Regions from separate parts of the Homo sapiens genome. Here region 2 is linked to region 1. A link is a loop called in an ENCODE intact Hi-C map of the cell type or tissue named here. Cell type or tissue: psoas muscle. All regions are shown on one strand. Region 1 overlaps TIGD6 (tigger transposable element derived 6). Region 2 overlaps PDE6A (phosphodiesterase 6A).

What was found. Peaks named below come from ENCODE experiments on the same cell type or tissue, not always from the same donor. Only the 100,000 strongest peaks of a DNase experiment are listed, where the experiment ranks them.
Region 2: a loop joins it to region 1, with 2.5 times the contacts of the local background. A loop is called at or near these places in 9 of 110 quality-filtered maps.

Annotation. Positions count from the first base shown.
Region 1 is chr5:149,988,561-149,993,560 of GRCh38, reverse strand. It overlaps TIGD6 (tigger transposable element derived 6), which reads left to right. Exons shown (of 2, transcript NM_030953.4): 2 at 1-443. Among named protein-coding and RNA genes, the nearest start is that of TIGD6, 9.6 kb to the left of the region's middle. RefSeq lists an enhancer at 2,671-2,730. In psoas muscle, a CTCF peak has its summit at 2,598 (motif pointing right); a DNase peak (open chromatin) is centred at 2,580.
Region 2 is chr5:149,930,680-149,935,679 of GRCh38, reverse strand. PDE6A (phosphodiesterase 6A) reads left to right here. Exons shown (of 22, transcript NM_000440.3): 2 at 962-1,114; 3 at 1,661-1,750; 4 at 4,512-4,652. It also overlaps the pseudogene MFFP2. Among named protein-coding and RNA genes, the nearest start is that of PDE6A, 12 kb to the left of the region's middle. In psoas muscle, a CTCF peak has its summit at 2,732 (motif pointing left); a DNase peak (open chromatin) is centred at 2,769; H3K4me3 peaks cover 1,805 bases; H3K27ac peaks cover 1,459 bases.

The sequences.
Region 1 (5,000 bases):
CCAGGGAGGGAGGTTATAATAATAGAGCATCCTGTTAATCAGAATCATGGGGGAGAACATACAGCCCAGCGTGCCTCTCACTTTCCAGAAAGGGTGAGAGGATCATTAGAGAGTTCATTAGAGAGTATTTATTCCTAATAAGTCAGATAAATGTCAGTTTCATTTTTAGAAGTTTCACACAATACCTGCTAATGGTGTGATGTCATTTTTCCCCCTGCTTCAGGTTAATTTTTTGGATATTTCAGAAACCCATAGCAATTCAGTGATTTTTCTTTTTGTAGTAGCTCAGTCAAAACAGGTAACAGCAGATTAATCATAGAAAATGTTGCTTCCACATTAACAAAACAATCACTGAAAAACAGCAGATGTTTAAATAGATTATTTTATAGCTTATTTTGGATATTTTTTCTTTTAATAAACTAATATGATCATTTGAATTAAAAGTACTGTACATATTTTAAATTCTTAACATGTGGGAGAGGCAAACTCTTCTGGCTAAGTCCTGTGGTTGTATTTCTTTGTCAGCTCCTTAATTGCTGTCATCATCCTCTCGTGTCAGGATTACTGCCACAGTATCTAATTCCTTCCCTCACCTTTCTCCTGCAGTCCATTCTGCACATATTGTTTGATCTATTGGCATCACACCATTTCCCCTGCCCAAGTGTCTGTAGTGGCTTTCAAATGCCTACAAAAAAAACTATTCAGCTGAGTTTTAGTATCCTCTATAGTTGACTACAACCTGCATTTCCAACTTGTTAGCTCGATACAATTCTGTGTACATAATGCTCCCTGAAGAGGCCATTGTTTTCTTTTACTGCATACCGACTTCTGCCTGTGTGCCTTGCCCAAATGCCTCATCCTGTTTTCTACTAAGCTAGGCCCTACACATTCAGGAACTAACTGGAATCCTCTTTCTTCCAGGCTTTCTTGGAGACTCCAGCAACTACTCCACCTGTTTTCCCCTCATCTTCTCCAAACTTCTTGTCTGTACCACTCAAATACTTAGATGTTTTCTAGATGTTCTCTGGCTCTTTAGACTGTAAGTTCCATGACAGCAGGGATCAGTCAACCTTTATAATCTTAATGGTGCCTAGGACTGTGCTGGACACATCGTAGGCACTTCAAAAAACATTTGTGTATAAATTGATAGACACGTACAATGTGTTGAAGCCACCTTATTTTTAAAGCTGTATTAAGCATTGATTCTACTAGAAATGGCTTGGAGATAAGGTAGGGTTTTATTCCATTTAAAAGGGTTTGCAAAATTTTTCCATGAATATAGTTGCCTCAAATATAATTCCAATCCAGGTTATAATCTCTGTTCTTTGATAATGAATTATATATAATGTAATTTGATAAGTATATAGAATATATACTATTTATAGTTGAACCCATGTCCCTCCACCAAAAAGTCATTGCAGGACTTCTGTTGGCTTCCATTTATACACACAAGACTTTAGTATGAAAGGGCTTGTCTAAGTGCTTTGCATATAGTAGATGTTCAGTAAATATGTGCTTAAACTTGCTTTTTTAAAAAAACAAATTTAACATCCCTGGCCGGGCATGGTGGCTCACACATCCCAGCACTTTGGGAAGCCAAGGCAGGCAGTTTGCCTGAGGTCAGGAGTTAGAGACCAGCCTGGCCAACATGGTGAAACCCTGTCTCTACTAAAAATACAAAAATTAGCTGGGCATGATGGTGGGCACCTGTAATACCAGCTACTTGGGAGAGTGAGGCAGGAGAACCACTTGAACCCTAGAGGTGGAGGTTGCCACTGCACTCCAGCCTGGGTGACAGAGTGAAACACCATCTAAAATAATAATAATAATAATAATAACAAATTTAACATTCTTGATTTACTTAATATATCATGATTTAGATCCTGGACTTCCATCGGAAGATGGAAATCATCCGAAAAAGAAAATTTTTTAGTTCAGTTTACACTGGCTAACACTTCGATTCTATTGGATATCAGGGGTTTTTGGTACTTTGTTAAGCTAAAAGAGGTTGATATTATCCCTCGTCAGGCTTTCTGTGGCTTCTCCGTGCCTCTTTGGTCACTCCAACCTCACTTGAGTGGCAACCCCACTTCTGCTCCAGTTGACTAATCCTCTCTGTAGGCCAACATACTATACCTAGGCACCTACCTCAATTGTGTTGTCATGAGGATAAAAAGGTGTACCTGAGACTAAGTGTTCTATAAATGCACTCTATTGTCATTCCATCCCTATTTGGAACATAATGAGTATCATCTAGAGTCAAGGACCTGCCTTATCAGCCCTTTTTTCCACTGACAGGTCTTGGGGTTCAGTGTTTGAGAGCCACCAGCCTAATCAATAGATGATAATTCAAGTTTTCTGTGCCATTACTCATAAGGGCCCTGATTCAAAAGCAAGTAAGCTAAGATTTATTGTCTATTATATTTCAAGCACTGTTTACTTATTATTTAATATTTTTAGTAAATCATAATACAAAACCACAGTAGACTCAGATAATTTAATTCCAAGGTTGTGGACCTATTAAACTGCTGTTCATGCTACCTGAAGCCAGACTTATCTTTAAAGTGGAATGTGGTAGCATACTGTGGCCACCAGAGGGCACAGGTGGACTACATAGGGAGACAGCGTCAACTGAAGAAACCTTTGGAGCTGCCACTTGTAATTTCTCTGATGTGGTACAGATTGAGAGGGAAGGCAACAAGGAAAGAAGGAAGAGACATAGGATGTTGGACTTGTTCAAACAATTTACCTAGAAGTAACTGCCTGGGACCACCTAATCCCCTCCATTACATACCATCTCTTCTCTAGAGACTTTTCCCAACCTATTAATAACCATAGGCCAGGCTGAGCATGGTGGCTCATGTCTGTAATCCCAGCACTTTGGGTGGCTGAGGCAGGAGGAATGCTTGAGCCCAGGAGTTTGAGAGCAGCCTGAGCAACATAGCAAGACCCCGTTCCTACAAAAATGAAATTAGTCAGATGTGGTGGCTCATGCCTGTAATCCCAGCTACTCGGAAGGCTGAGGCGGAAGAATTACTTGAGCCTAGGAGTTTGAGACTGCAGTGAGCCATGATTGCGCCACTGCACTCCAGCCTGGGTGAAAGAGCAAGACCCTGTCTCAAAAAAAGGCAAAAACCCAAAACCAAAAAACCATAGGCTATGTAACTGATCGTGGATAGACACTCAAGCTCTGGAAATGAGGCAGTATTAGGGAAATAATTACCCAACAAACATATCCATGTTTGCAGTAATAACTTATTTAACCTTATAAACCCACTGCAGGTCATAGGAGCTCTAAGGATGGAGCACATGGCCCTACTCTCAAGAAGCTTAGTAGAAGAGATAGACGGGACGTGGGGGAGTGAGTGGTAAATGTCATTTTTGAGAATATGCAAATAATATATTTTACTCTTTATGAGTGGTAAATGTCATTTTAGAGGATATGCAAAGATATACAGGAGTATAGAGGTGGACCCTAAAGGAGCCCCTGAATGAGAGAAGAGGAATTCAGTAGGAAATGTTGCTAAGGAAAAGGGACATTTGATAAGTATCTGGAAGGAAAAGTAGGGAGTTAGGGAGATGGGGCTGGGAGGCAACTCCTGGCAGAACAGCATATATAAAGGCCTGGGGTATTTTTTTTTAATGGCCCATTTGGGAGCACCTAAGGTTGGTGGGTGGTAAGCCAAGCAAAGGATGTGTGGTAGAACGAAAGGCTGGAGATGTAAGGGCAGAGTTTTTTAAGTCTTGTGGGTTAGACCATTTATTTTGAACTTATCCTAAAGGCACTAGAGACCCCTTCTACTTGCCCTAAGTAGCAATGGTCAACTTCTTTTTAATTAAAATAATTGATAACTAGTATGGAGGTTGGATTGTAGAAAAGCAGATAAACTAGTTAGGCTGTGGTATAGTACTGAAGAGAAATAATTAACACTGAGGGGTAGGAAAAACATGTTGGATTTGAGAGGCATTTACAAGGTAAGATGGATTTAGTGTGGGAGTTGTAAAGGGAGATTTCATGAAATTTCAGGTTTCTGCTTAAGTGGCTGGGTCGTGCCAGGATCAAAGTATGTTACCAGGAGAAAGGAAGACAAGTTTGAGGGTCATGTTACATGTGAGATGTCTCTGGGCATCCAGGCAGTTGTCTGTTAACAACCAGCCCTGGAGATTTATATACAGACAGATAGACTGTTTGGCGTTCTAGAATGGTTAGGCTAGAAATATTTTTTGGCTGCCACAGATAGCACGGTGATTGAGGACATACATGTGGATGAAGTTATGTAGAGTGGGCTTATAATGCAAGGTGTTCAACATATGGGAGTCCATGAGCCAACCTTTTTAGAGCTATACGTGTATACCTGCACATGTGGCTATTTCCCTGAGTCATACTTTCATCAGCCTCAACTGGATCTGAAAACAAAATACTTAAGCAGTGGTATTAAGTGAAGAGAGAAGAGGCCAAGGACACAAGCCCTGAAAGGACAGATGGGGAAGTGAGGCCCTCCAAGATGGCTGACAGAGATGCTCCAGAATGACTGAGTGTACCTCACAGGGCTCTGGATCCTAGGTGCTGCTCACAGGCAGGAGTGCACACTACGGTAAGACTGGAAGGACCCTTAGACTATTCAACTCCTTCACTCTGTGAGGTGGGAATGAGGTTGGGAGAATGCTCAGGGTTACTGCAAAAGGAGGACTAAAAACTGTCCTTAACCCTGTACCCTCATGAACTGAGCGAGGCATAAAGAGGAGGACATTCTGGGAGAGGCTTCATGGCATGTATAGGGTGAGAGTAGTGCTCTATTTCCTTACAAAATGGTGTGCTCCAATCAGGAATCTACTCCTAGTTCTCTCAGTCATCAGAAGGTGTTAGCCTCTATTTACTGATGGAAAAAAAATGTGGCTCAAAGGTCACTTGCCCAAATTCAGAGTTAAGATAGTAGTAAAACATGATCCAAAATTGGGCTTTCTGATCCCAGTACTGTATGGAATAGGAGTCACGCACG
Region 2 (5,000 bases), 58 kb after region 1:
TTTTCATCCTGACCGCATGGTCCACCACAGCCTATAATGGCTTCTCTGGGCTGCATTAGGGGAGGTTTATGGAGGTGTGTGCTCCTCTATACACTCAGAGCTTCAAGCCAATCCCTTGTGACCTACATTACTATTATTGATTTTTCTTTGAGCTGGCCTGAACCTTGGTCACCCATATCCCCCGTGCTTAACATAAGGCCTGACACATAGTGGGGTTTCTACTAAGATTCGTAGAATGGGGATATCTACTGAACTGGTTGTGTGGTGCTAGAACTGGATTGTTTAAAAAGCTGAAAATAACAAATTCTTTTGTTCAATGACCTAGACCCAAGTCTAACCTTATCCAGGCTTCTCTAAGAGGCAGCAGAGCTGAAGGCAGGCTCTGGAGTTACACATACACACACACACACACACTCACACACACAGTCTACACAATCTACACACATGACATTAACCTTCTTGAGTTACAGATCCCCCTTCTGTAAGATGGGCTACTGATGGTACTTATCTCATAGCTTATTGCGAAGATAAAAGTAAGATAACGCAGGTAAAATGCCATGCACGCTGCCTGCTAGCAACTGTCGTTGTACTTCCTAAAGTCTTTACCCGGCTTCCTCTTAGCTGTACCCTGGGTTTTTATTCTGGGCTTAATTGTCATCACCTCAAGAAAGCCTTCTCTAACCCTCCTTCTCCAGGCAAAGTCAGTCCCCCACTCCCATCCCTGGAACCCACACTGCTTTGCACACCTCTCCTCCACAGCCCTCAGTGGATTTCATCTCAGACTTTCTTCTTCTACTGGATTTTGGAAGCTTCCATGACAGATGTCATCTCTGATTTCCCTGCCCCTGTTGAAGAGGAATAGATGGAAGCACCTTTATTCCCTTGTCAACAGGGGCTTTGGGCCGTTCCACTGTTCTTGCTCTTCATTTGCCTGTCCGTGCTTATCTCTGCCTTCCTTTAGGATGAGCATTTCTGTGACTTTGTGGACATCCTCACAGAGTACAAGACCAAGAACATCTTGGCTTCCCCCATAATGAATGGGAAGGATGTGGTGGCCATAATCATGGCTGTGAATAAAGTGGATGGATCCCACTTCACCAAGAGAGATGAAGAGGTAAGAATGCTTTAGAGACTAAGGATAGCCATGCTAGCACATTCTCCCAGCCTATGAAGTCCCCTGAACTTTGCTGTTTGACCTGGCCTCAGTTTTCCCATCTGTAAGACAGGGAATTCACCTGATGTTCTCTGAGGGAGGCAGGATAAAATAATAGTTAAGACATTGGGCTTTGGAGTCAGGAATAGAGGGATAATTGTTCTGGCTCCGCCAATAGCTGTTTGCCTTTTGCAAGTTATTTAACTTCTTTGAACTTTGGTTTTCTTATTTGTAAAATGTTGATAATTTTTCAGTATCAACCTCATAGGGAACTTATTAATAAATAGTAGCTATTTTTCATGAATACACTCCCATCAACATCAACATTCTACATTCGGTGAGTTTTATGCTCATGCAACATCTTATGAGTCTGCATTCTAGGATCCATCTGCCCAAATTGTCTCTGATGAAGCTTTGAAAATATTCAGATATTTGCTGATGGTAAAAGTAGCCAGAGGATGGATTTCTTCTTCTCACCTGCCTCCCCTCATGCTGTTTGATTTTTAGATTCTTCTCAAGTACCTCAATTTTGCAAATCTAATCATGAAGGTGTACCACCTGAGTTACCTGCACAACTGTGAAACTCGACGTGGCCAGGTAAGGGGCTTGGGCCAAGGGAATGGACTTGACTCGTCCTTTCCCTGAAGCATTGATGTGGTCAGGACTGGCAGGCAGATGGGAATGAAGGTGCCTAGGAAGCCAGTCTCTGGCCAGCATCACGAGTGTTATGAGGTAGTGGTTGTCTGTAAAGCTGTATACCACAGTGGTTATATGCACAAGCTTCAAGACAGATGGCTTTGATCTGAATCCCTGCTCAACCACTGCCTAGCTCTAAGACCCTAAGTGAGTCACTTAATCTCTCTATGCTTCAGTCTCCCCATTTGAAAAATAGGGATGATTATGGTGCCACCCTCAAAAGGTTGCCATCAATAGTAAACGAGATAATGCATATAGGGCAATAGTGCTCAATTGAAGTTTCTTATTATTTTTATTAAAAACCTATGAGATAAATGAAAGGGAAAGAGCTGGACCCAATGTAAAGCAGCCAGTTACTTCATCTCTCTGAGCCCCAGTTTGTTTGTCTACAAATGGAAGATAATTGGACTGGGCATGGTGGCTCACGCCTGTAGTTCCAGCACTTTGGGAGGCCAAGGCAGGAAGATTGCTTGAGCCCAGAAGTTCGAGACCAGCCTGGGAAACATAGTAAGACCCCATCTCTATTTTTAAAATAAAATTTTTAAAATAAATGGATGATAATGGGCTGGGTAAGGTGGCTCATGCCCATAATCCCAGCACTTTGGGAGGCTGAGGTAGGAGGATTGCTTGAGGCCAGAAGTGGAAACTCATCTCTACAAAAAATTTAAAGATTATCTGTGTGCAGTGGCGTCCACCTGTAGTCCCAGCTGCTGGGGAGGCTGAGATGGGAGAATTGCCTGAGCCCGGGAGTTGGAGACTACAGTGAGCTATGATCGTGCTACTGTACTCCAGCCTGGATGACAGAGTAAGACTCTGTCCCTAAAAAATAAATACATAAAAACAAACACTTTAGCTTTTGCGCTTCTGCCCTGGCCCTCTGCTGGCCACTCCGCCGGTGCTGTGCCTGGGCGCCTCCGTGCTCTCGGCCAACTGCCTCTGAGAGCGCCCACTTGAGCGCCCTGGGAGCCGGAGGGCGGCGGTCCTCACCGGGACCCTCCTGTGGGCGGAGGGGGACAAAAGTGTCTCTCAATCCAGCACATGCACATTGAAGCAAGTTAAAGGATTTAATATGAAGCACAGAAGCCGACAGTGCCAAACAGCAAGCAGTAGTTGGTACACATTTGGTGAGTGGGGCAGCATTTCCTTCTCCCACTGCTGCTGAGATGGCAGAAATTAGTCGAATTCGTACGAAATGGAATATACTGAAGGCATTAGTCAGCGAATGAGGGTCCCAGAAAAGTTAAAAGTAGCACCGCCAAACGCCAACCTGGAACAGGGATTCCAAAAAGGAGTTCCAAATGCTAGCGTGATAATAATGCAAGTTCCAGAGAGGATTGTTGTAGCAGGAAATAATGAGGATGTTTCATTTTCAAGACCAGCAGATCTTGACCTTATTCAGTCAACTCCCTTTAAACTCCTCGCACTAAAAACAGCACCTCGTGTACTTAGGCTAAGTGAAAGACCACTAGATTTTCTGGATTTAGAAAGACCTCCTACAACCCCTCAAAATGAAGAAATCCGTGCAGTTGGCCGACTAAAAAGAGAGCGGTCTACGAGTGAAACTGCTGTTCGCCAAAATGGACAGCTGGTCAGAAATGATTCTCTTTATGGCATTTCAAATACAGATACAACAATTGAAGGAACATCAGATGACCTGACTGTTGTAGATGCAGCTTCACTAAGACGACAGATAATCAAACTAAATAGACGTCTACAACTTCCGGACGAGGAGAACAAAGAACGTGCTAAAAGAGAAATGGTCGTGTATTCAATTACTGTAGCTTTCTGGCTGCTTAATAGCTGGCTCTGGTTTTGCCGCTAGAGGTAACATCAGCTCTCAAAAATATTATCTCAACAGCTGGAAATATAAAAGATTTGCAAACTTCTTTGTTTCTGTCTCTTCATTGTACGCCATTTTATAGTCCACAACCTGAAAATATATTTCTTCCAGAAACTCTGGAGGTAACACCTGCTTAAAATTCTCCTTTTGCATGTTTTGTAAATAGGCTCCAGTTTTGTTTTTTAAAAGGAATTCATCTTTTGCCTCATCGGTCCACACAACTGATTCTGAATGGGAGAGAGTCTGTAGAGAATTGATTTAGAAAAATGTCTGTGAAAGAAAAACAATTATTTTGTCGTGTTTCTCAAACACTGTAAGCAGTTTTGTTAATAGACATTTTTCCATCAACACTTCAACATTAACACTTTCAAAGTCATGGTCTGTTGCCAGATTTGAGAAACTCGAACCACCTAATATTTCATAACCTTCTTCATTAGGTACTTGTACAGATTAATTTCTAACATTTCAGCAGTTTAATATGTGTGCAATAAGTGCATTCTTTCATTTTAGTTTTGTACTTGGTTTTCTATAAAGTACGTTTTTACTCAGTTCATGTGTGAACAATTTTTAAAAACTACAGAATAAGGTACAAATGTAGTGTATTTAATAAACTGTCAACCAAAGCAAAAAAAAAAATTAAAAACTTTAAAAAAATCTAAAAGTAAAAATAGGGGATAGTTAACCTGTCTATTTCTCTGGATTATTGTGAAGGGTAAATGAAATAAACTCCAGACAACTTTACAGAATTGTTGTTATTCTCCAGCTAAGTGAGCTACTACTTTGCACCTCAAAACCTATGAATATGTTTTTGTGTTTTTTCAGATACTGCTGTGGTCTGGGAGCAAAGTCTTTGAAGAACTTACGGACATCGAACGACAGTTCCACAAAGCCCTGTACACAGTCCGTGCTTTCCTCAACTGTGACAGATACTCTGTGGGTCTCTTAGACATGACCAAGCAGAAGGTGAGAAAACTTCAGCAACAGACATTTCCAAGAAAAGATTAAACAGACACTGACTGACGGCTAGAGTCTTGGCACACATTCAATTGCACGGGGGAAGAGGCTGGGTGAATTGGGATGGTTGTAGAAAGTCTTACATAGGTCTCTACTGAGGAGTATCAGCCTTTAAAGGGGAAAAGTCAATCTAGGGCACAGGTGAGTGAAAACAATCTGTACTTTCCTTAGTCATTTGGAAAGAAAAAAAGTGTACATGAAAAGAAACTGATGAGGTGATGAAGGCCAGTGATAAAGAAATTTCTATGTGGGTTGAGAGTCCAGGAGAAAGTTGCCAACTTCAGGGATTCTCAAAAA